Regions from separate parts of the Homo sapiens genome. Here regions 1 and 2 are each linked to region 3. Evidence: chromatin loops called from intact Hi-C (ENCODE). Cell type or tissue: IMR-90. All regions are shown on one strand.

Region 1 (8,000 bases), 1.3 Mb after region 3:
AGCTGGCCAAAATTCAGACTCCTGTTTTCTTGGGGAAGGAGTGAGAGAGCTTTTTATAGGCACGAAGTAGTTCTCTCTCCTGTTTCCAAAATTTGCTCTCACTGCCAATTCACCTCAAATAGTCTTCATACCCATAATATCTACAGGGCTTATAGCGTCTATACCATATCAGTGACATGCAGAGTGGAGATAAATGTCAATCACATTGATCCTAATAGATGAATTTGAGGGAAGAACAGAATGAATTCTGCTTTGGTCAACTGGAAAAAATGTTTCCAAATAAAAACAAAGTTAACATTATCAATAAAGTATTGACAAATTATAATATTCACAGCTCTACATAAACTTCATCAGTCAACTTTCCTTGAAGTTAAATTCCTTCAAGTTAGCACATTAATGGAGACATAGAAGGAAATGGGAGGAAAACATAAGAGGTTTCCCAGAATTTATACGTCCCTTTCTTCACCCATCTGTTTTAAAAGGCAAAAAATATTTTATTTTAAAGAAATTGGATTGCCTTCAAATAGACCTTTGAGAACCTCCTACTGAGTGACTTTAGGCTCTAAGTACTAGTGGTAACCCTCTGAACTGTTCTATCCAAAGGGTTTCCAAGGTATATTTTGCAATCAATTGAATAATGTTTGAGCAATGCAGAATTCTAGGTAATTTGAAAATAAATTCAGTGCTCCAACTCCATTATAAAAAGTGCTAAACTACTAAGATAATTCTATTTTCAGTCCTAATCAGGTATTATCATTGGCTTTCAAATTCTGATGCTTAAAAATAACAACCAATGCTAAACTATGATAAATACTAAGAACATCAACCCCAGCCATCCAAGTATCTAGAATATTCTATATATGAAATAAGGAAATAAGATAATTATTTCTATATATGAAATAAGGAAATAATACTTCCAAATTATTGGTTCCTATTTTCCATAGTTCTTTCTAACCGAAGATAAGTAACCTACTATATTATTCTAAGTAGTTACCAAAAATAAAATCCTAGGTGTTATGTTTAAATAAATGGGGAGGCAGGAATTGCAGTTTTCTTTCCCCTCGTTAAAAAATTCAAAGACAGGTGGTATGGTGGCTCACACCTGTAATCCAAGCACTTTGGGAGGCAAGAGGCGGGGGGATCCCTTGAGCTCAGGAGTTCACAACCAGCCTGGGCAACATGGGGTAACCCCATCTACATCAAAAAGACAAAAAATTAGCTGGGCATGGTGGTGCACACCTGTAGTCCTAGCTACTTGGGAGGCTGAGGTGGGAGGATAGCTGGAACCTGGGAGGTGGAGGTTGCAGTGAGCTGAGATTGCACCACTGCACTCCAGCCTGGGTGACAGTGTGAGACCGTCTCAAAAACAAACAAACAAAAACCACAAAGACAATGTAGAAAGATGAAATACACTCGGATTATTTATCTGATTGATATCAGAATAATTTAAATGTTGTAGGTAAAATATTTAGAATAGGGGTGACAGAACTACTCAAAACATTCACTTAAGATACACAATTAGTTTCTAAAATATGCACATTCCTGGTTTCATATTTATACATATGGTATTTTGCTTAATACCCAAGATGCAAAAATACGAATACATAGAAGATATCAAATCTATATGATAAAAATTGTCATATAATTTATATATACTTCATAGCCTTCTAACAGAAGTGATACATTTTTTTTTTCCTGATAGTGGCAACTCAATTTTTCTTTGGAATAAAATAATTTTGGAACGAAGGAAATCTGCAAATATTCTCGTCCTTACTTTCAATGTGAAGATCTTGTCAAATTTTTTCAAATCAAATGAGGGACTATAAAATATGTTTCAAAACATTTTAGTAAATAAGGTATTTATCCGTATCTATCATGTGAATGTACTATTCAGAAAAATTCCTGCAAAACTCTAGTATAACGCAGAAACACATTAAATTAAATTAAGTGTAATCTTAGTTCTGGGGAGAAAAATGTGTTTAAGTTGCTGCACTTTTTTTTTTTTTTTTTCAAAATTGTGTGTTTGTTAAGTCATATTGAAATATGTATCTGTATTAAGTTATAGCAGGATATTTAGTTCTCCTGTATTACTACTGAGGTATATTTGTTCACATTTATTTATACTGAAAGACACTAATGTTCAAAAGTTAGAATAAATACAAAAATGCATCTTGTACTTTGCTGTTTTAACCACTTGATACCTTAGGTGTACATCTTCCTTTATGATAACAAATACCAGGCCACAGACTGATTCAGCTTTAGTCATATAATACTGTAACACTCAAATGGGTTTCAAAATATAAACATCTCTGCTCTTGGATAGTTTTTTTGGGGGGGATTATCCTTCAATACATAACAGATGCAAGTATGTGCAACTGGGTGGTAGGAGGGAATTATTTTTATTATGAAAAGGGATGGATCCTTTTCAAAAAGGGACAGATCATATTTATTAAAAATAATTCCCTTAAAAACTTTAGATCTTGGGCCACATTTCACAAAAATTTTGGAATGATATTAAACAGTCTTTCCTCTTTTTAACAGCTGGATACTAAAAGTCACCCAATTTAATAGCCTTTAAGGCAATAATATGGAATCAAGTCTCAAATTGGATGCAATATTCTGCTGCAGATTACTTGTTGTCTAAGTGCATCAATTCACTGGTTGGGCAGTCCATAAAAAAGAATTTAAGCTAACTCAAATATTTGGGAGGAAAAAAAAGAAGAGAGAGACTAAAGCATGTCAAACTTGCTTCCTGAGAAATTGTCTCATTGCATAAGTTAAGCATGAGAATTTCCACCTCTGTAAATCTCTCATGCAAAAATAGGCTAACACCTAAAATAAATCTGTCATTATTTATATTATTTAATAAATGAAAGGAAATAAAATAAAAGTTGAAATCTGGGCCGGGCGCAGTGGCTCACGCCTGTAATCCCAGCACTTTGGGAGGCCGAGGCGGGTGGATCACGAGGTCAGGAGATTGAGACCATCCTGGCTAACATGGTGAAACCCCGTCTCTACTAAAAATACAAAAACAAAAAATTAGCTGGGCGTGGTGGCAGGCACCTGTAGTCCCAGCTACTTGAGAGGTTGAGGTGGGAGAATGGCGTGAACCTGGGAGGCGGTGCTTGCAGTGAGCCGAGATCACGCCACTGCATTCCATCCGGGGCCACAGAGCAAGACTCCGTCTCAAAAAAAAAAAAAAAAAAAAAAAAAAAAAAAAAAAAAAAGTTGAAATCTGTTGTTTCTTAAATCATATCTTCCAGATTACCTAAAACTAAAATCACGACCCAAAATCTGAAAAACTATAATTTTAAATTTTATTATATAGGTTTTCTCAATAACTTCCCAACACAAAGCAAAAAACACCAACCATTCCCAAAAACTACAGATACATAGTTGAGTCTATAAGTTAGAAGGCAGAAAAATATTAACTTCAAAGAGTTTAATGATGAATTAGTACTGTATTTCTGAAAACATTGGTGATACTGAAATAATACACCAATAGACATGACCAATATGATCCTGGCAAAATGCACATCTCGCTGGTCAAGCAGAAATATATCCTTTTACAAATGTTCTGAGGAACAATGCTTAAAATTATACAAGGGTTTAAAATATAATTTTAATGAAGTATATATAAAGTGTACATGAAAAGGGGAAATATGAAATCTGGCAAAAGTCTTTTGGCTTTCTTACAAATGGTATCCTTATAATTCCCCAACTATCAGAGGATGACATATTTTTCTAGAAAAAATAAAACGACTGCAATTGTATTTCCTATGATGCTTTATGTATCAGAGTCACTTGCAGATTCTGGTCTGCTGTCATCTGGCCCATCACTTTCCTTGTCCCAGTCTTTCATAGATGCTCCCATCATGAAATCATCACGTAGGATCGTCCAACCTGGGCCTTCTTCTGATTTCACTTCAGTCTAAGGAAAATTATAGAATCAAAATATTCAAAAGTCAATTCCATCATAAGGAAACAAAAAGGTACAAGCTACAAAACAAACTTTTCAATGCTTAGTTTTTAAAATAGGGGTAAAACCAAGAGAAATTATAAATCGACTTACTTTATACACTATGATTATACTATGATTATATATGTACAAATGTATAATAAAGAACTAAACATTAATAAAATATTGTATGGACTCCATAAAAGAAACATGAAAGCAAAATAAAAAAATTTTTTTGAAGTGAGGGAAAAAATATAAATCTAGGTTTGGTATTAATTTTTTAAGCACTTCTGACAACAAAAAACAGACTTACAATACTATTTAACCTTCAGTGATAATTTACTAGAAAATTTTGGGCAAATTATTTCACCGCAACTGACAATTTAACAAAGGCATTTAACCCAAAGTAAATTAAAAGTGGGAAAAAGAAACTACATTGGTACTATGCTAGGTTTTTTAAGATGCCATCTCACTTAATGTTTTTATAAAAATTTGAACCAAATGTTCTTTATTTAGGTTATGAGCTCACTGCCTGACCCAATCATGTAATCAAAGACTAATCGTATGTTGAAATTATAAATAAATGAAGCAGGCAATAAACATAATAGGTAGTCAATTCGTTTCATTTAGTCACAGGATTTATGTGGTACTAATTACAGCCTTTCATTTCATGGTACAACAGTACCACCTTGTGGTATCAATTAAGTAATACAATAGATGCAGCACTCAAAATTTTTCATTCCTTCCACAAATATTTATTGAGAATTAGCTGTGTATCAAGCACTATGTTAGAAACATAGTGATGAACAAAACGAAGTTCCTGTTTTCAGGGGGCTAACAGTCTATGCATATCTATTTATGTCAATCACAGAAATACAAAATTTTGTAAAAACCTAAGGTACAAGAACCCATGACATTTGGTTAGAAAACAGTGTTATCATTATGCTGTCATTAACTACATAAAAACAGTTTAAAATATAATATATATTAAAGATATTTGCTGGGTTACAAGAGATTACTTACCTAACTGCTATAGCTTCCCTTTATTTAAAAAAAGATAGCCCTGAAACATTCATTCCATTTAAAAAAAAAAAAATTGACCACTATTACAAGCAAATAGGAAAACTGTCCTATTGGCTCACTCTTGTCTTCTTGAGGTCAAAATATCAAGCAGAGCTTGTGCTTAAATATAACTTGAAGACTGAATGGGATATAAATGTAAGCAAAGATTTCAGAACTGACTTCGTATATCAAACATCAGCACACTTTTTACTATAATTTACCCAACATACAGAAATAAATAAAAAACATCTGTGCTATTTAAAAACCAACATAAAACAGTTCCAATGCTTCTCACGTCACACTGATAGGAGAACAATAACGTAGGAAGATAACTGGAGTATATTAACAACTTTTCATTTATTTCTACAATATCAAACCTACTCTTAAAACTGAAATTCTACTTCTATTAGATTGTTAGCTAGCTGGATAAAAGGCCATTTTCCCTGATTTTCACTCTGTCACCCAGGCTGGAGTGCAGTGGCGTTATCATGGCTCACAGAAGCCTCGACCTCCCAGGCTCAAGTGATCCTCCCACCTCAGCCTCCAGAGTAGCTGGGACTACAGGTGCACACCATCATGCCTGGCTAATTTTTTTTTTTTTTTTTTTTTTTTTTTTTTTTTGTAGAGACAGGGTTTTGCCATGTGGTCCAGGCTGGTTTCGAGCTCCTGGGCTCAAGCAATCCACCTGCCTTGGCTTCCCAAAGTGCTGGGATTATAGGCAAGAGCCACCACACCCAGCCAACCCAGGTTTTCTTTAAATAAAAAACTGATGTTCACAGTGAACAAAAATCCACTTAGAACCAACAATTATAACACCTCTCCTGTCAAAGTAAGAATTCAAAGCTTTCAATTAAATTCGGAAAAGTGTATAGCCATATCAAAATTGCTGACTAGCAAAGACCTATCCTGCCTTTGATATTTGAGTTTACATATGAACAAGTACAATCTCAGTGTGAAGCCTCTATGTTAGGCAAGTACACCCAATATGCCATCAACACGTTACCGAAAGAGCACACTGATCCCATGTGACTGACTCAACACAGAGTGTTTCTACAAGAGAGCTCACCCTGACAACCAACCTCTAGTTGGACTGAGCTACTCCTCTACTCCTCTCCTAGGTAGCATCAGAAAACCCGCAGGCAACAGAAGAACGAAGAAGAAAAGGGAACATGGAAAAAAAAATTTTTTTTTTTTTTGAGACGGAGTCTCGCTCTGTCGCCCAGGCTGGAGTGCAGTGGCGCAATCTCGGCTCACTGCAAGCTCCGCCTCCCGGGTTCACGCCATTCTCCTGCCTCAGCCTCCCGAGTAGCTGGGACTATAGGCACCTGCCACCATGCCTGGCTTATCTTTTTGTATTTTTAGTAGAGATGGGGTTTCACCATGTTAGCCAGGATGGTCTCAATCTCCTGACTTCATGATCTGCCCGCCTTGGCCTCCCAAAGTGCTGAGATTACAGGCGTGAGCCACCGTGCCCAGCCCACAAAACTTTAAACGTGTATTTCAGAAAGAAAGGAACAATAGTAGACCAAAGGAAGGAATTCACTAATTAAAATGGTGACACCAACTATATTGCATGCTTGTCTTGAAAGATGATTGCTGTAAACATGTATTTTAGGCAAGAAGAGCAACAACAGACTAAGTACAACGTTTTACTCAATTGTCCAACGTAAAGAATAACAGGAAGAGCTTTACAGGGGGATTTTGGTGATGTTTTTGTTTCTTGGTTTCAAGGATCAATATAGTCTGTATCAGTGATTCTTAAAGTGTGATCTTTACACCAGCAGCATTATCTGCATAACTTGAAAATATGTTATTAGCAATTCAAAATCTCGAGGCCTGTTAAATCAGAAACTCCAGGCATGGGGCCTAGCAATCTGTTTTTATAAGCCAGTCAGTGATTCCGGTGCATGTTAAAGATAATTATTTATTTGCTTTACATAAACAAACATTTTTTCTTAGTGATGGTTTTTGTTCACTGCTATAAGACCAAGTACACTTTATGGCTGAGAGGGAAAGATTTTAGAAAATCTAATATTCGATTTTGTAAATCTAATGTAAAATTCAGCACTGTATGCCTTAAGTATGGACATCATTCAAGCTAATCATTACAGTAGCATTTTTACACTGTGAAGCAACAATTTGGAAAAAAAAGACACAATAGAAAATTTATAAAAACAAGTGTTGTTAACACATTTTAAAAACAGGTATGTTAGATGGCATCTGTCAAGATGGCAGCTCAAGAAAACCTTGTTTAAGGCCAGGCGTGGTGGCTCACACCTGTAATCCCAGGAGTTTGGGAGGCTGAGGCGGGCAGATCACTTGAGGTCAGGAGTTTCAGACCAGCCTGGCCAACATGGTGAAACCCCGCTTCTATTAAAAATACAAAAAATAGCCTACGCATGATAGCACAGGCTTATAATCCCAGCTACTGGGGAAGCTAAGGAGGGAGAATCACTTAGGAGGAGGAGGTTGCAGTGAGCCGAGATCACACCACTGCACTCCAGCCTGAGCGACGGAGTAAGACTCTGTCTCAAAAAAATAAAGAAAACCTTGTTTTAAAGGCAGCAGAATGACTCTTTAAATTCTAATCCCTACATTTGCTAAAGACACACGTAGAAAGAAAAAAGGCAGAGGGCCCATGCTAAAGTGGCAGTTTGAACATAAACAACTAGTCTTGCTCAACTGCTATATTCAATAAAACTACAGAAAAGTGATTTGTTGTTTTAAAGACATAACTCAGAAGGTCAAGATCAGAAAAGACAATATCAACACAATTTTGAAGGTGAAGGAGATGGACCAGAAGACACCAGGAAAGTTAAATCCTAAGACTGCAACTATCACACTGACAAAACCAACCCTATTTACACTGCAGAATCTGCAAAAGAAACAGAAACTGGCAGTATGTATCAGGGACTTCTGGAAGTTAAGGGTTGAAGTGGAAGAACCAAAATAAAAAGCACTGGGGTGAAAGGTATGCTTT
Region 2 (8,000 bases), 150 kb before region 3:
AGATGCTTAAAACAACACAAATTGATTATCTTATCGTTTCCATGGGTCAGAAGTCCGGGCACATCACGGCTTAGTGGTCCTTCTGCTCTGAGTCTCACAAGACTGAAATCAACATTTTGGCAGGGCTGCTTTCCTTTCTGAAGTCTCAGGATGAATCCACTTCCCAGCTCCTTCAGGTTGATGACCTGATTCAGTTCCCTGCAGTTGTAGAACAGAGGTTCCCATTTCCTTGCTGGCTGCCCACCGGGAATCAGGCTTTTCTCCTAGAGGCTGCTCCATTCCTCCTCATGCTTCCCGTGGTGCTCCCTCCCGCGACTAATTGAGTCTCTCTTACCTCTCGAATCTAACTTCTCCTTCTGCCAACCTCTCTCTCATTCCCACTGGAGAAATTACTCTGCTTTTAAGGGCTTATGTAATTAATTAGATTGGACCCCCTAGATGACTCAGGATAGTCTCCCTAGCATAAGGTCAGCAACCTACAAAGTTTCTTTTGCTATGTAATGGAACATATTCACAGGATCCAGGGAGTAGGGCATGGGTATTTTTGGAGGGCCATTAGTCGGTCTGCTAAACATGGTTCAGAAATCATTTTCTCTTTAAAGAAGAGCTCTTACAGTCATGAGATTTTCCATGGGTTTTAAGTACCTACAGTTACTGGATGAATCTTAAAATTAAGGAATTTTAGAGGCATCTTAAGATTCATGAGGTTCAACTTCCTCATTTCACAGATGAGGAAATCAAATGGAATTACTTGCCTACACTTACAGGAGACTGGTAAAAGAGTCAGTGGTACCTCCCACGTTTCTTGATTTCTGGTCCTTCATGGCTCAGGTACTCAGAAATCATGATGGAGTATGTTATTGAAAGGGTGAATCATTAAGAAGAAATAAATGAAAAGTCTCAGCAATTGGAAAACCAGGATTTTGTTTTGCCTCCTTCCATATAGGAAACATTTGTAAGATAGAATTCTGGCAGTTATTTGTTGAAGGGTCATTTTATACCATCCTCTCATATTTAAATGTGAATAGTGGACATTTTTTTTAAAAAGACTTAATTCTAAATGATATCTGTGATATCAGAGATATTTAAAATTTTTCTTATTCAGATATTTCAGATAAAAAAGAGTGTTTTTTTCTTCTTAATATAGAATAAATAACATTGTTTCTTTAATGAAACCCAAGAGGATGAGGATGAAAAGGAGTGCAAGAGGACAGAAAGAGAGCTTGAAACAATCAATTCTTGGGAGTTCCTAAATGACAGTCAATGTTGTGCCCTTGCTGTCTGAGGCTGATATTAACACACAAGACCAGTAGTAGTTTCTTATTTGTCAGTGTCAATGGAAGTAGGAAAGAGGTTCTATCATCTATCTATCTATCTATCTATCTATCTATCTATCTATCTATCCATCTATCTATCTATCTTTCCATCCATCCACCTATGAATTATTCTTTCATTCCCACTTCATTTACTCTGTACTTACTGAGAATCTGTTATATGCCTGGTGCTATGCTAGGGGCTGGGATACGTTGAGAAATGAGATATGGCCTTCGCATGAGATCACAAGATGTGATCTTCGGGGAGCTCACAGTTTAATCAGGGAGACAGATATTAGAACAGATGTAAAAGCATGTTGCCCCAGAATTGTAACTAAAATCCCAACCTGAAAGGAAGATGCTCAAGTAATCCTATTTTTTAACAAGAGGCAAATAGGAGCCAGATATCTCCCTCCAGGGCTTACAAGGAGGAGGTAGAACTTCCCTATTAGCACCTGCCACCCTCCAAACACAGGATGAAGGGGTGGGAAGGGGAATGATGGTCCCTTACATAAGAAGTCTTGAGAATGAATGGGAGACACAGGGAATGTTTTGAGTCACTAGCCTTGTGAGGAGTGCCGTATTCATGATAAGAGGTGATTGCCACTCTCCCTTCGGGTAGCACAGGGGTTGATCTCCTTCCCCATCATCAAGTGAAGGGGTTCCCCACAATCCTGTGTAGAGATTGGGTGTGTCTGTGCAAGGCAGGGTCACTGGCATCTCATTCCTTAGGCATCAGACTTGCTGATCTGCCCCTGAGTACCAGAGAAAGGGAAGAGAATTGGAGGAAGACTACAGGGCTGCAGAAAGAGTACCACAATCAGCACAGCCACCAGTTAGTCTGGCAGGGGTCTGTGAGTCTCTAGTGGATAGAGTGGAACCTGCAGAGATGGCTGGGCTTGAGCCCTTTTGATGCTACTCCACTTGAGAGAGCTACACACAGGATAAGGGGACCCCATCAGCAAAGGGCTATGGGAGATGCAGCATGAATGACAGGATATGGGAGGATAGAAGAGGTGAGGCAAGAGTAGCATTTGCCATGTCAACAAAACATGTAGTCAGAAGGCCCCTTCAGTGCTCTCCAGTCAACATATTCATGAGCCTCACAAAAGAGTCAGCTTTGGATTCCTCCCCACGTGCCCAGCCTTAATGGCCAGTCAGGGTTGGCCAGAGAGAGAACTGCAATGACTCCAGTTAAGTAAGGAGCTGTTTGCTCTTCACCAATCTCCCGTATCTCACTTCCTTGTTTCCATCACCAAAGAATCCAGTCCTGAGCACAGAGGTGGTGCGGTAATGAAAGAGTGTCATCCTTCACTCTCCAAGTCCCTCAAGCCATAGGTCTGATTTGCAATGAGGGAGAGGAAAAGTTTTGAATCAAATATGAGTCCAGAGTTATTAACAGGATGGAACTGAATTTTAATAACTGAAAAGTTATGACACTTGTTCGAGGTGTTAAAGGATTTACTATTGAGTGGGGAAGGAAGATTTGACAGAGTGTGAATGAAAACAGCGATTAAAAAATTTTGTTTGTTTCCCACTGATATGAAATTCCAATTCCTCAATGCAATGGTTACAAAATAAATGCAAAACAGAGGGACTGGGCTGTAATGGTGGCAAGTACTTTTTCTTTCTTGCACAACATTTTGTTTTTTTCTAGACTTCATAAACTTGTCTTAATTATCGGTTTGCTTCAGTTTCTATTTACATATTACCAATTCGACCTCAACCATTTTTATCAATTGTCAAAATCTTCTTTCAGTCTGTTGGAGTACCTAATGTGTTCTATTACATGTACTTTGCTGAAGAAGTCTCATTTAGATCTCTTTCGACCTGTTTCAGTTTGAACTGGTTGCTCTCTGTGTCTGCTTCAGAGCTATCAGCTTGTGGTCTCCCAAGAATATTTTTCTGGGAATTTCCTTTTTTTTTTTTTAAATTTCACAATGATATACCTTATTTTGTGTCTCTTTCCATCTTCTTCTATTGTGCTGGGTGAGCACTTGATGAAAATGTATACTTTCCATCAGAAATTTGTGCCTTCCAGTTTGGGACTTATTTTTTCTCTTTTGGTGAATTATTTAGCCGATGATTCTAGTCATCTGTTTTCTGTGTTCTCTCTGAATTTATCTATGGATACTAAACTCCTTGGGTTGTACCTTAGATTTTCTTATGTGTTTTTTCCCCTTTCCATTGCTTTGAATTTTTGCTCTATTTTCTGGAAGATGATCATTAAGGTTTAAAACATTGAGGTGTTAAAATCAATTAATTAGGCTAACAATGTATTTTGGCAAGCATCCCCAAATTCCCTACACTTTGGAAGAGAAGGCTATCTGAAGAAGCCATTTAAGTTATTCTCCTGGTTCCAACCACATCTGTGTCCAAACAAATGGAAATAGCTTGAAATATTCTCTCTTTCTTTGACAGCCTCCAAAGGGAAGCATCATAGAACCTTTGGCTTATAAACATTTAGGGTTGAATGGAAAATTAGAGATTTATTATGATACTCTTTTAGCAGTTGAGGGGACTGAGACCCAGAATAGTAAAATGCCTCTCACAAGGTCACATGGCTGGTTTGTGGCAGAGCAGGAACTAAAATCCAGTGTTCTATATTTTAAGTTCAGTTTTCTTTGCAACATACCACATTATCACTCACAGTCCCTGTGGAAATTTCTTCCTTGCATCTAACTGAAATTCTTCACTGTGTGTTTGAATCCCAGTTTCCTACTGTCTTTACCAAGAGTGATGAGTGTTGGCCATTGTTCCTGGCAATAGAAAGTCTTTGTCTCTGTTAGCTGTATGTTATGTTTTCCTCTGCTGGGATGGGGCGATGTCCATTTCACATTTGCACTTCTCTGAAGTTAACAAGAAAGCTGAATAATAAAAGACAAAACTGGTAGTTACTGCTGTTTGCAGTAATTTCTCAAATACTTGCATTGAAACCAAGGTTAAGATCTGGTTCCCACATGCCTGTAGGTTTCATGCAGATGTCTCCTCTCAGGGAACAGACTTTTGCTTATTTCATAACTGGCTGAAGGCATTGTTTCCACCCTGCAAAACTCTCGCCAGGTGGACAATTCAACTGGGGTCCAGAACTTAAAATGGTAGCTTTGTCTAAGGCAATCCTTTCCCTACCACTCTGTGCCTTAGTTTTTACATTTATTGACATTCTACTAATTTTGAGTTGGGCTTTCTAAACCTGCATGCACTACCTCTGTGTATAAAAATAGAATTTGATATACTCATGCCTCCTCCTCTTACTTCCTCCTACCTCCATTTGGACCTTTTGCTGTTTAAAATATGCATGATCATTTAAAACCATGAGTGTATTCTTTGATAAATATTTTTAAAAGATTCTTGGCTCAAGAGTTGTTTTGTGTTGTTTTGGAACTGGGAAGGGATCGGGCTGCAATCCAGCACTCATTATTAGATGTTTTCTCTCTGATGTATGAAGACAGCTCAGGTGGCTGTAGCTCTGCATAACCACAAGAGGGCAAGAGAGTCTAAAGAATGAGAAGAGGACCCGCCACGGAAACAAACTCCTCTTTGTTCACCTAGAGGCCAAATCATCAGATGATCTGCAAAACCTGGCAACTCTCAAGAACAATAGAGGGGCATGTATTAAGTGACCAGCTTGCTAGTCAGACCATCCAGAGGAGAGCAGCAGACTGCTAGGTCCAAGATTTATAAGCTGCAATCTTTGGCTAGTCGGCTGACCTCTCTGAATCTTTTTCTCCTCTGTAGAAATGGGTATTGCCCATCAAGCACCTGCCTGTCTTCCTTCCAACTTTTCCCAGGGGTTGGTTCCAACGCCTAATGCCACGCTTTCTTCAATGCCAAATGTCACTCCGCTGAGAAACCTTCCAGATCCCCTCATCCTTGCTCTCATACTACTCTGCACTGACCTGATAGTCTTTCTCTGGTTGTGTTCTTATTATTTGTTTCCAAGTCTGCTTCCCTCATTTGACTAGAGCTCTTGCAGGGCAGCTACTGTGTATCTTTATACCTGGCGTTCAAGGAACTGTGGAATTCTAAGCATTTCTCTCCCTTCTTTTTTGCTCCCTCCCTTCCTTTATTCGTTTATACAGGTTTTTGTTCCAAGAATCAAGATAGGCATTAGGGAGGATGTGGTCCCTGCTCTCAGGATTACAGGTTAAATAATATTTTGGCTAAAACTCCCAGTATGAAAGAGTAAGCATAAGAGCCACATGATTAGTCATTGCACTTACTGAAATAAGCAAATGTTAGCATGATGTACAAAGGGAAGAGAAGACATATCTCATTTGGCACATACTGGGGCTCAGACCACTCTTGGCTGTAAATGTAAAAAAGATGTTTCCAAAGAAATATAAAAATATATACACAAGGAGGCTTGTTTTTCATTTAATTAGAAATGAGCAGGTGAAAGGGATTTAAAGTTCTCATAGGATTCAAAAATGCCAGAGAAGCGTGGAACTGTGCAAACTCACTGTGCTCAGTGAAGAATGGTGCAGTTAGTGGTCAAGAGTGGGGCTTTGGGGTTAGAGTGAGCCAGCTTCCTCACTTACCTACCTAGGAGGGCAGGCAAGGTGCCTCACCTTCCTAAGCCCCAGCTGTTTATTTGAAAAATGAATACGAAATAGGAGACAGTTGGCTAAAGATCAAGGGTAATGCCTGGCACATGAGGGACATGTCAGCTGTTATTGACTGTGATCATCCTTCTTTTTTGTAATTGACTTCACCACATTCAATAACTTTCCACAGTGAGGATGAGCCTTACAGGAGGTGCCTGAACATCCCAAGAATGGCAGCAGATTTTTCAGGGAAACAATCATTCTTATTTGGTTGGAGGATCTAACAACGCAGCTTTGGGAGCCCCAGTCCTGTAGTGTCCTCCCTTGGGCGTGAGAATAGAACCAACCAGGGTGGCTTGGTGTGTCACCAAGGTCTGATGCTGCCCTTCCCACATTCTAACTCATTATGAGTCAATCATCCATTAATGCATCTGAACAAATTAGCTCTGATTTATAATTTTATCTTGGGAGGTGGCGGAGTCCCATAAACTGCTTTACTGCTTCGCTGATGATCATTTGAGCCAAGGGAAACAAAGGAAGAAAAGAATGAGATTTAAGCACAAGTTTTAATCACATTCCACATATAGAAATGCAACAAGTAAGCCAGCCTTTGGAAATGGCCATTATCACAAATGTATTGTGTGTCTGAGGCTTTGCAAATGTCTCTGCTAGGACAGTATGATTGCAGAGGTGCATGGAGGTTAAATACAACTTCAGAGCAGCCTCACAGTGCCTTGTATGGCTGACATGCCTTTAGATGCCCTGTGGCTTTCCAGGCAGGAAAGGGGACCCAGTAGATGTGCTGAGGTTTTCACACCTATCGCAGGCTTCTTAGTGTGAATGTGGAGCTTACCAGGGCTAGCTCTTGCAGGCTGCAATTTCCAGATAACTGGAAGTTACACAGTGATGGTGGCCATTGGTTATTCTGATTATTACAAAGAATCAGGAAAGATATTATTTACTCTTTTATTGGATTTTCCAACATATGGCAGGGTTGGGTGTGTTGCTCTCTCATCTCCAATAACGAATCGGCTTTCTCTTGGCCAGCAACTCTTGTGCGTAGGAGGCTGAATGCCTTGTTCTCTTGGGAAAGATAGACTTAGCTGCCAGGATGAGGAATCCAGCTACGCCTGGACAGGGTGGGGTCTCCAGAGAGCAATGTGAGGGAGAGGGAGGGATTGAACAAGAAGACCTGGGCTCTGGTAAAGTTAACTTTTTAATATTTACTAGGGAGCCTAGAGTTTCAGTTGATAACTGCGTGATGTGTTTGCACCAAGTGAGCCAAATGACATCCCAGAAAGCTGTGTGAGAGAAGGCTTTGCAGTAATTCAAACATAGAAAAGGACCTGGAGTATTCAGACACCACATAGTGCCCAGTGCTACAGGCTTGGGATAGCAAAAGAACCTGTACTGCGGATTCATTCATGACTTCATTTCAGCACAATGACATTATCAGGAACATTAAATTAGTGTAACTGATGTGAATTTTATTTATAAAGTTTATTTTCATTTATAGTTACATGTTTTGATTAATATATGTACCTGTTTAGGTAAGGTCATGATAATAATAATTTAAGTAAACACTAGGAAATTACAAGGTTTTTTTTTTTTAAATGAGTTCATGCATTACTCATGTTTCAGAAAGGCTAAATTAAAGAATATTTAAAAGGGTATTTTTCTGTATCAACGTTCAATCAGAAATAGAGATCCAGTATGAGTGACATGGAATAGGGGGTTTATTATTCGATCTCATGCAACTGTGGGAGCTGGTGAAGAAGTCTAAGGAAGACTGTTATCCTTTTGTCTGGTCTGATGGCGAACCTGAAGTTGCTGTACCTCTGCAGAGCTGGCAGCTGGGGAATAATAAGCTGGGCATGAAATAGCACAGAAGACAAAGAACAAACACAACTGAGAGGACAATCTGGAACCTACGACCATCCCCTACCACCTCCAAACCTGATATGCAGAACCTGAAGCAGGAAATGCGGTGGCGGCTGGTACAGCTGCAGGTTTGGCTGCAGGCTTACACTGACAGGGTGATCCCACAGATTTGCTACAACAGCCACTGGTACCTACATCCACCTTCAGAACATAATGGCTGCTACTTCACTTTTGCCCTCTGAATCTCAGGCAAACTTCT
Region 3 (8,000 bases):
ATGAGGTTTTGGGTTTTTTAAAAATCTCACTGATATTAGGTTGGTGCAAAGGTAATGGCAAAAACCACAATTACTTTTGCACCAGCCTAATACTATCCATAGACAAAAACATTGTATCTTGGTTTATTCTACATTTTATAGGTTGGTGCAAAAGTAATTGTGGTTTTCACCTTTTTTTTTTTTTTTTTTTTTTTTGAGACGAATTCTGGCTCTGTCACCAGGCTGGAGTGCAGTGGTGCAATCTTGGCTCACTGCAACCTCCACCTCCTGGGTTCAGACAATTCTCCTGCCTCAGCCTCCCGAGCAGCTGGGACTAGGGGCATGCACCACCATGCCCAGCTAATTTTTGTATTTTTAGTAGAGACGGGGTTTCTACTACGATCATGTTGACCAGGATGGTCTCGATCTCTTGACCTCGTGATCTGCCTGCCTCAGCCTCTCAAAGTGCTGGGTTTTTACCTCTTTTTAATGGCCAAAACTGCAATTACTTTTGCACCAACCTAATAAACAATTCGATAAACATTTCTTGAGTTCATCACACACTTGGATGAGTGCTGCAGCTATCTGGATGAAAAGCTATGATTCCTGCCCTTAACAAATTCATAGCCTAGTAGAGAAGACAGAGGACAAATAATTGTTTTAGAGATTGTAAAACCTGGTGATTTAGTGACAGGCTTGGAATGACATCCTCTGGATCTGAATCTTTTCTCTTGCCATATACTAACTGTGTGCTCTTGAATAAGTTTCCTAATGTCCCTTTATCTCAGAAAGGATAATCAACATCTAAATAAGGGTAAAAACTGTACCCTCTTATAAAGTTATTGTGATAATTAAAAGAATTAATACATGTATGAAGTGTTTCAAACAGTGCCTGGCAAAAAACAGAAGTCTAATAAATGTTAGCTTCTACTGTGATTCCTCAGAATTATGGCGGCAATAAAATAAATGCATTTGCATCAAAATCACCTGGTGATGGGGGAAGCTTAGTAAATGCAGATTCCTGGGCCTCCATCTCAGAGTTTCTAATTTAGTAGGTCTAGGTGGAGCTTGGGCTTCTGCTATTTTAATAAGCACCCGGGTTGGAGGTCTTTTTAAAGGGGTGGTGGCTGGCGAAAAGTTGTGGGTGATGAAGTTAGAAAGTGAAAGTAATTTCTGGAGAGTACCTGAGACCATCTAATTAAAGCATTTCAGTGAATAAATGGGTCAAATTGGTTTCTGATTTCATGTGGACAAAAATGAGGGATGGAGTAGAAGTTCGATCTTGCAGTTTGTCATGGTGGTGATAAGTAGAAACAGTCAATACTGTGCTAGTTAATCATTATGTCATATTCTCTTCTGATAACCAGCACTGAGCATTTCTAGGGAGAATTCAGCTTAGATGCTGGTAGTGGGGATATTTAGACACAGCAATGAGTTAAAAATAAGGATGTGAGCTCTCTCCCTCTTCCTCTTATGAATATCTCCCAAAAAAAGGTAGGCTTTTACCCATCTGAGGTGTTTAGATATTTGGGATATTTTAGATATTTTAGATTTGGATATTTGGATGCTTGGGAGTACTTAGGTAATGCCTCAAAATATCTACTCCATAAAATGAGAAGGGATCTTGGGGAAAAATGTTACTTTCTCTTTCTGTAGCATTAATAAAACTATGGAAATAGTGAGGGAATAGTCAATGGTCTTATAGTACAGATAAATAAATGAATTTCCGGCAGAATACGTGATTTTCTTCCTGCATTGTTTTAGACGAGATCGGGTGCGTTCAGGGTGGTATGGACGTATACCTTGCATTGTTTTAAACCAAGGGGATTTTACAGTGAATTTGAACAAGAAGAAAGTTCCAAGTGAAATCTGGCCATTGCTTTACATTTAATCTTTACATTGCTTTATGGTAGAACAAAACTTTTTGTCAGTTGTATGGTGGATTCTATGATTCACCTGATCCAGCAGGGGAAAGAAGGAGATTCTTTGGGAAACCTTGTTTGGTGACATGCAGTTGTTGGTGAGGTAAAGGGAAGGGACTAAAAAGGTAGTCAGAAATTGATTAGTTGTCAGAGACATTCAAGGGTCACCTTTGTTTTTTCTTTCTTTTTAAAATTGTCATTCTTCAGACATTCTATAGATGCTGTTTATTTATCATGCTATTAGCAGAAACTATGCTGCTCTAAAAAGTTACATAATCAAACCAAATCCTTATCCAATTTCACTGCAGTGGGACTCTGCCCACTGTGTGCTGCTCCATTATTATTGTATCAGCTTTTTAGCAATAATTGACGTCTATCTGATATAAAAATTGATACTTGGCAGAGGAAAAGAAAACCTGTTCTTTTGTGCTTAGGGCAAGTGGATGGTAACTTGCTTAAAACCCGTTTGGGAGTCAAATTGGAATATCTCTCAGCAACATTTCCCCACTTAGGTACAGTAACCGGAAGGTAGCATCCAAAAAATGTAAACCATTGTTGGGCTTCTGGATGTCTCTGAGAGAGCCTGTGTTTAGATTAATGGACGGTCGACTGAATAGGGGGTCATGATGAGTGGCCAGACTCTTTGCAACACAGTAGGCCTATTGTACATCTAACAGCGACTCAATTCAAAGCGATTCATGGCTTGGATGCTTCTGTAAATATACATTAGCCTTTAAGCAAACCAGGAATTATACCAGCTTTTATTTTTTTCTTTAAGAGAAGAAAATAAGAGAAAAAAGAATGAAACAAACACCAGAGAACTTTCTTTTGCAACAATGCCTTCTTTTCCTTTTGACATTGTTTTTTAAAGTTGCGGCAGTCCTGGGTGAATGAATATGGGTTTTTATCCCTTGAAACAGAGGCCTGCTGTCTGATGCAGGCTTCTTTTTCCTGCTTGATTGGCAGGACTTTCTGTCTCACTCCCATTAGAGAAGAAATACTGTTTAGATTTCGACACAAGATATTGCCAGTGGAATAAATAGTGCCATTTTCATGATAAAGTGGATGTTTAAGATTAAGGGTTTATTTAAGCCCACTGGTGAGCGACATTCCACTTGAATTAGGAGACACTCCTACAGGAAACAAATTTTATCAACCTAATTTTGTATTTTCCAAGCTTTTCCTGAGCAGCAGACAGAAGCAAAGATGTCGCCATAACCTTCTGTAGATGTCGCCATAACCTTCTGTTGATAGCGGAAAGCAACACCCAGGAGTAAGCGCTTGCAAGGTTAAGACAAAGAGCTCCCATGTACACGGCAGAGGGCGCTCGAGGACTGGCTGCGAGGAGTAGTTGGAACCGACTTCCCCGCTTCTTTCCTTCTCTTTTAAATGTAGGACAGGAAAAATAAAAGGATCATCAGCCAGAAAACAAAGGGCGCCAGAGAGCCAAATGTATGCAGCTGAAGAACTTGAAAAAAATTCTGGGGACTCAAGAGAGGAACCCATATTCTCATTCTCGTTGTCAGTCATTTTGCAGCTGTCCTGGCCTAGTATCACCTTCTCTTCTCCAGCCACATCCCCCACTTCACACTCCCTCAATTTGGCCCTCCGAGATTTGGTCCCGTTGGCCAGAGCCATAGGCTGCCTTTAGGAAAACCCCTGGCTCGCATGACGTCACCACGCTCATAGGGAGCGAAACTTCCCAAGCACCCCCACGGATGGTGCTAACAAAAGTTAAGCAGCGCCCCACCTCCTGTGTGCAACAGGGGTATCCTCCTCACCCCCTTTTTTTGTAAGGGAGGTGAGGTGGGAGGAGCTGACGTCGGGACACCTGGTTCTCAGCCCAGCGCTGCCCCCAGGGGCCTCCCTTAGTCTTTGTATTCCTGTTCTTCATTTGTAAAATGAGGGAATTGGGCTAAATGGTCTCTAAGCGCTCAGGTTATGCCGTTTGTAAAATTATAAGTGAGAGGTTGAGTCACCCCAAAGCAAGATTTTTAGTGCAAAATTTTGAGGGAATTGAGGCAAAGTGTTTTTTTCCTCTCTTCTTCCTGGAGTGTGAATTACCTGATTAAAAGTCTTGACTATTTCACTTCTATCTCTGTGGTGTATCGATCAAAAAGTTTATTGAACTTTTACCCTATGATCAAAATGGAGACGAGCAGATTAGATTATACCTTAATTAGCAGTTTTCTTTTTGCTAATGGTTTATTTATGAGTTCACAGCAATTTCTTAATATTAAGTTAAAAATATTGCCTGATAAACTGACAGATTACACTTGCATTTTCTCTTTTGTTCTCAGAATAAACGTTAAATATTCTTTTTTGGGGGGGATGTTCTAATTTAATTGGCCCTAATGAGAGCCAGATTGCTCATTAGAATAAAAAGGAAAATGACAATCTGTGTCACGTTTATCATCCTCAGTGATGGGCAAGGTTGTACTAAGGTTTGGAATAAGTAGACAGATGTAGAGACTAAGAGGGGCTCTGATAAACAGAGATATTGAATGTAGATAATAAGCCAATCTTAAAATTAAGCATGTGTTTACATTGTGTTCAAAGACTATGACGCCATTGGGAGACAGAATGTGGGGAGAGTTTAGCAACAGCCCTCTCAGCTGGTGACTTCAGGACAGAAACTTCTCAGTTCTCAGCAGGGGCTCCCTAAACAGCAGGCATAAGTGGATAAGTCAGTTTTGTCAAATATAGGAAAGTATATCATGTTTCAGAAGAAGACCAAAACATTATTTCAATATGAGTAAGAGTTTTCTCTTTTACCTAATAAGTGAAATGCTCACCAGTTTTATTCTGGAATGTCAGTGTGGCCCATTTTCCCTTAAATATTTGTGCCAGCAATTTCATAGTTTCCTTGGGGGCATATTTTAAAATCTATTTATCTCCACAGTGTCTACTTTGCATGGGGCTTTTGCAATAAGAGGTGCTCAAAGGCAGTTGTTGAACTGAATGTTCATATTAATTTTTTCCTCTTTAATGCAACAGAACAGCTACAGAAACAAACAAACCAAAAAAAAAAAAAAAAAAGAAAAGAAAAAAGAAATAGCCCTGCATGAAGTCACAATTTGGCTCATGCTAGGTGCTGAGTCCATTTCCAGCTCTAATGACTGGATACTCACCACCAGCTTTATCTAGGCTGCTGGGAATGAGCTGCACCAGTTGGAAGACACACTACTTATTGTTCAGATCGTTAAGCATGAATGTGCTAAGCATCAAAACTCAGATTTAGTGCAAGCTTAAAGTGGCCATTTCTTAGATCCAGCATTCTGAGTTTCAAAAAAAGAATGTTTTTGTATGTTAATACTAATGCCACTTTCTATTTGAGTCACTTCTGAAAAACAGTTCTGTGCTAGGGCAGTGCAATATATAGTTCTGTGACATTACTTAGTGAGAACCAGCAGCAGTGTGGCAAAGTGCTTAGTTGAATCAGAGCCATACAGAATCATATTTATGCTTACATAGGCGTTGTTGCATTTGGGAGAACGTGTTCACGGGAAAGGGTGGTGATGATGGTGGTGGTGGAATAGTATGTGATGTGGTTAGAAACCCTGTTTTTCCATTCATTGTTTAATCTTTGATTCTTCATCTATAAAATGAGACCTCTTGCCATTGAGTTGTTTGAAGGCTGAGAAAAATATATGTAGAGTCCGTAAACATATTCAAAAGTAGGCATTCAAAAATAAGCTATTTTTGTTATTTAGGTTCTAAAAAGCTCTTTTCTTCCCAACTATATTTCCAAAGAGCTGTCAAATAATGTACTTAGTTTTTGATTAAGACTGATGCTTTCCAGAATTACTGGGACAGAAACACTAACTACTCATTAAAATAATCCTTTGTGCCTTCAAGGGTTCAGTTCTTTTCTTCTTTCTCTATTTTCATTCTACTTCTCTCCTCAGAACAGTTTCTAAATTCTGCTTCCATCACATCTATTTGATAATAATCTAATATGCTACTCTTCCTGAGAATATTTCATTATTAGTAGGGAACAAATCTATCCACTAAGAAATAAAGTATGGAATGGGAATTTTAAGCGTTGGTGAACACATTGGAACATGTTTTTTTAGAGTACTAGGAAGTTTTCAGTGTTTTTGAAATTAAACTCATTGGTGGTAACTATGGCATGAAACAGATCATCTATTAAATCATCAGAAATTAAGGATTAAATAATTTATCTCACCAGTTACTTATCTAGAAAGGCAATGAGGAAAAAACATTTACATTCACTCATTTATTTAAATTTTTTTTTTTGAAATGGAGTCTTGCTCTGTCGCTCAGGCTGGAGTGCAGTGGTGTGATCTCAGCTCACTGCAGCCTCCACCTCCTGGGTTCAAGCAATTCTCGTGCCTCAGCCTCCCGAGTAGCTGGGACTAAAGGCACAAGCCATCATGCCCAGCTAATTTTTGTATTTTTAGTAGAGATGGGGTTTCACCATGTTGGCCAAGCTGGTCTCGAACCCCTGACCTCAAATGATCTGCGCACCTCAGCCTCCCACAGTGCTGGGATTACAGGTGTGAGCCACTGCGCCTGGCCAATATTCAAAATATTGAATACTAAAAATATTCAATATTTTTAAGTGATGGATTATTATGAGCCAAGAACCATTGGTGCTGAAGAGTCAAAAGGCTTGAGGCACAGTCCTTATACAGAGAGTTCCCAGCCTAGAATCAGAGAGAGCAACAGCAATGCACTGATAACCCGGAGGCAAAGTGGGGATGACTGAAAGAAGGTTGTTGAGGAACCAGCTCTGACCACCATGGTCTTCAGAAAGCACACTGCCTCCCTCTGGAATGAGAAGGCTGCACAGGCCATGCCAGGTATAACCTGGGCAGTTGAGAATTTCCACTGGGGCCATGTATTTGTCCATGGACAATGGACTGGATCTGTCTAGAGAATTATTTTTTGAGCAGAAAATTCTCTCAAAACATAAGCAAGATTATGGAGTCAGTGGAAAGTGATGTGACCTCTGTTTAACCTTGGGACTATTTATAATTTTAAACTTTTTCACTGCCTAGGAGAACAGGGGAAAAGTCTTCTGTTTCTACCCTTATATCTTCTATTATACTAATTGCAGGAAGAAGGCTTCTAAAGTCCACCATTAAAAGCAGTAAGGAAACTCTACCCATGACATGAAACACTACACCAAGCCAATGTAAAATTGAGTTACAGGCTCACAGGATTGTGGCCTTTATTTGAAGTTGTCAGCTGTGCTATTGTGGGTTAACTATTCTGAAAGCATACATCTTTTTTTTCCTAGGCAGTAAAGCTGTTTCTGTAGCCTTATTTTATTTGGGAACTATGCTGTGCTTAAATATAGTTTGTGGGTGAAATTGTTATAAGCTGGCATTTGTACTTTATATGATTTTGTATTAGGAAATTTTAGTTAAATAAAAACACTCACAGGAACTCGGGCAAATGTCTCTTATTCAGAGCATGCTTTGTAGGTTCTCACCGTGTTACATTCTAAAACCATAAGTTTCCTAAGAAGCAATGCAAATAGGAAACAGTAAACAGGGTGGAACACAAGAATTCAAAGCACCATGGGATCCAATTAGTCCTAGCAATTTGATAAAAATAAATTTTAAAGTCATGTACCTCCTTGTTAAGTATTGTGACAAATGTTCACTTATTCTGATGACGCCAATATTGAGGGGATGAACTGAGGAAATATGAGGGAAGGCTATCACTCAAGGAGCCCTATGTATACAGAAGCCTCTCAGAATTTAAGGTGCAGTCATTGTCAATTTTTTTTTTTACTGTGTGTATTTCAGTTAATAAGGTATCAGACATTAAACTTAAACATTGCATTTAAGTACACGATTATGAGATATGCAGTGCAGACTGAAGATGTTACAATTAGCCAAACCTATGGAGAGAAACAGAACATAAGAGAATGAACTGAAAAGAGTATCATGGCAGGAAACACATACACAATTTCATGACAGCCTTTCAGGGCATTTTCTCTGTGGCTATGTGAACTTGCTGAATCAGTGGGCTTCTATTCAGATCACCAAATGCGGAGACAAAGGCAATAGCATTGGTAGCTGGATGGCTTTTCCTATTGCCTTCAAATAGGGCTGAAAGCTGAGG

The links. Peaks named below come from ENCODE experiments on the same cell type or tissue, not always from the same donor. Only the 100,000 strongest peaks of a DNase experiment are listed, where the experiment ranks them.
Region 1: a loop joins it to region 3, with 8 times the contacts of the local background. A loop is called at or near these places in 59 of 110 quality-filtered maps.
Region 2: it touches region 3 in a loop (5-fold over the local background); 43 of 110 quality-filtered maps call a loop at or near these places.

What each region holds. Positions count from the first base shown.
Region 1 is chr1:218,326,879-218,334,878 of GRCh38, reverse strand. It overlaps RRP15 (ribosomal RNA processing 15 homolog), which reads right to left. Exons shown (of 5, transcript NM_016052.4): 5 at 1-3,931. The coding sequence ends at 3,788. Among named protein-coding and RNA genes, the nearest start is that of TGFB2, 14 kb to the left of the region's middle. In IMR-90, a CTCF peak has its summit at 4,650 (motif pointing left); DNase peaks (open chromatin) are centred at 2,268 and 4,608.
Region 2 is chr1:219,809,609-219,817,608 of GRCh38, reverse strand. All of the region lies in intron 2 of LOC105372926 (a long non-coding RNA gene), which reads left to right. Among named protein-coding and RNA genes, the nearest start is that of SLC30A10, 110 kb to the left of the region's middle. In IMR-90, a CTCF peak has its summit at 4,801 (motif pointing right); a DNase peak (open chromatin) is centred at 4,828; H3K27me3 peaks cover 471 bases.
Region 3 is chr1:219,656,456-219,664,455 of GRCh38, reverse strand. No RefSeq gene overlaps it. Among named protein-coding and RNA genes, the nearest start is that of ZC3H11B, 47 kb to the right of the region's middle. RefSeq lists enhancers at 3,079-3,128, 3,075-3,369 and a silencer at 3,083-3,282. In IMR-90, a CTCF peak has its summit at 3,222 (motif pointing right); DNase peaks (open chromatin) are centred at 3,225 and 4,525; H3K27ac peaks cover 571 bases.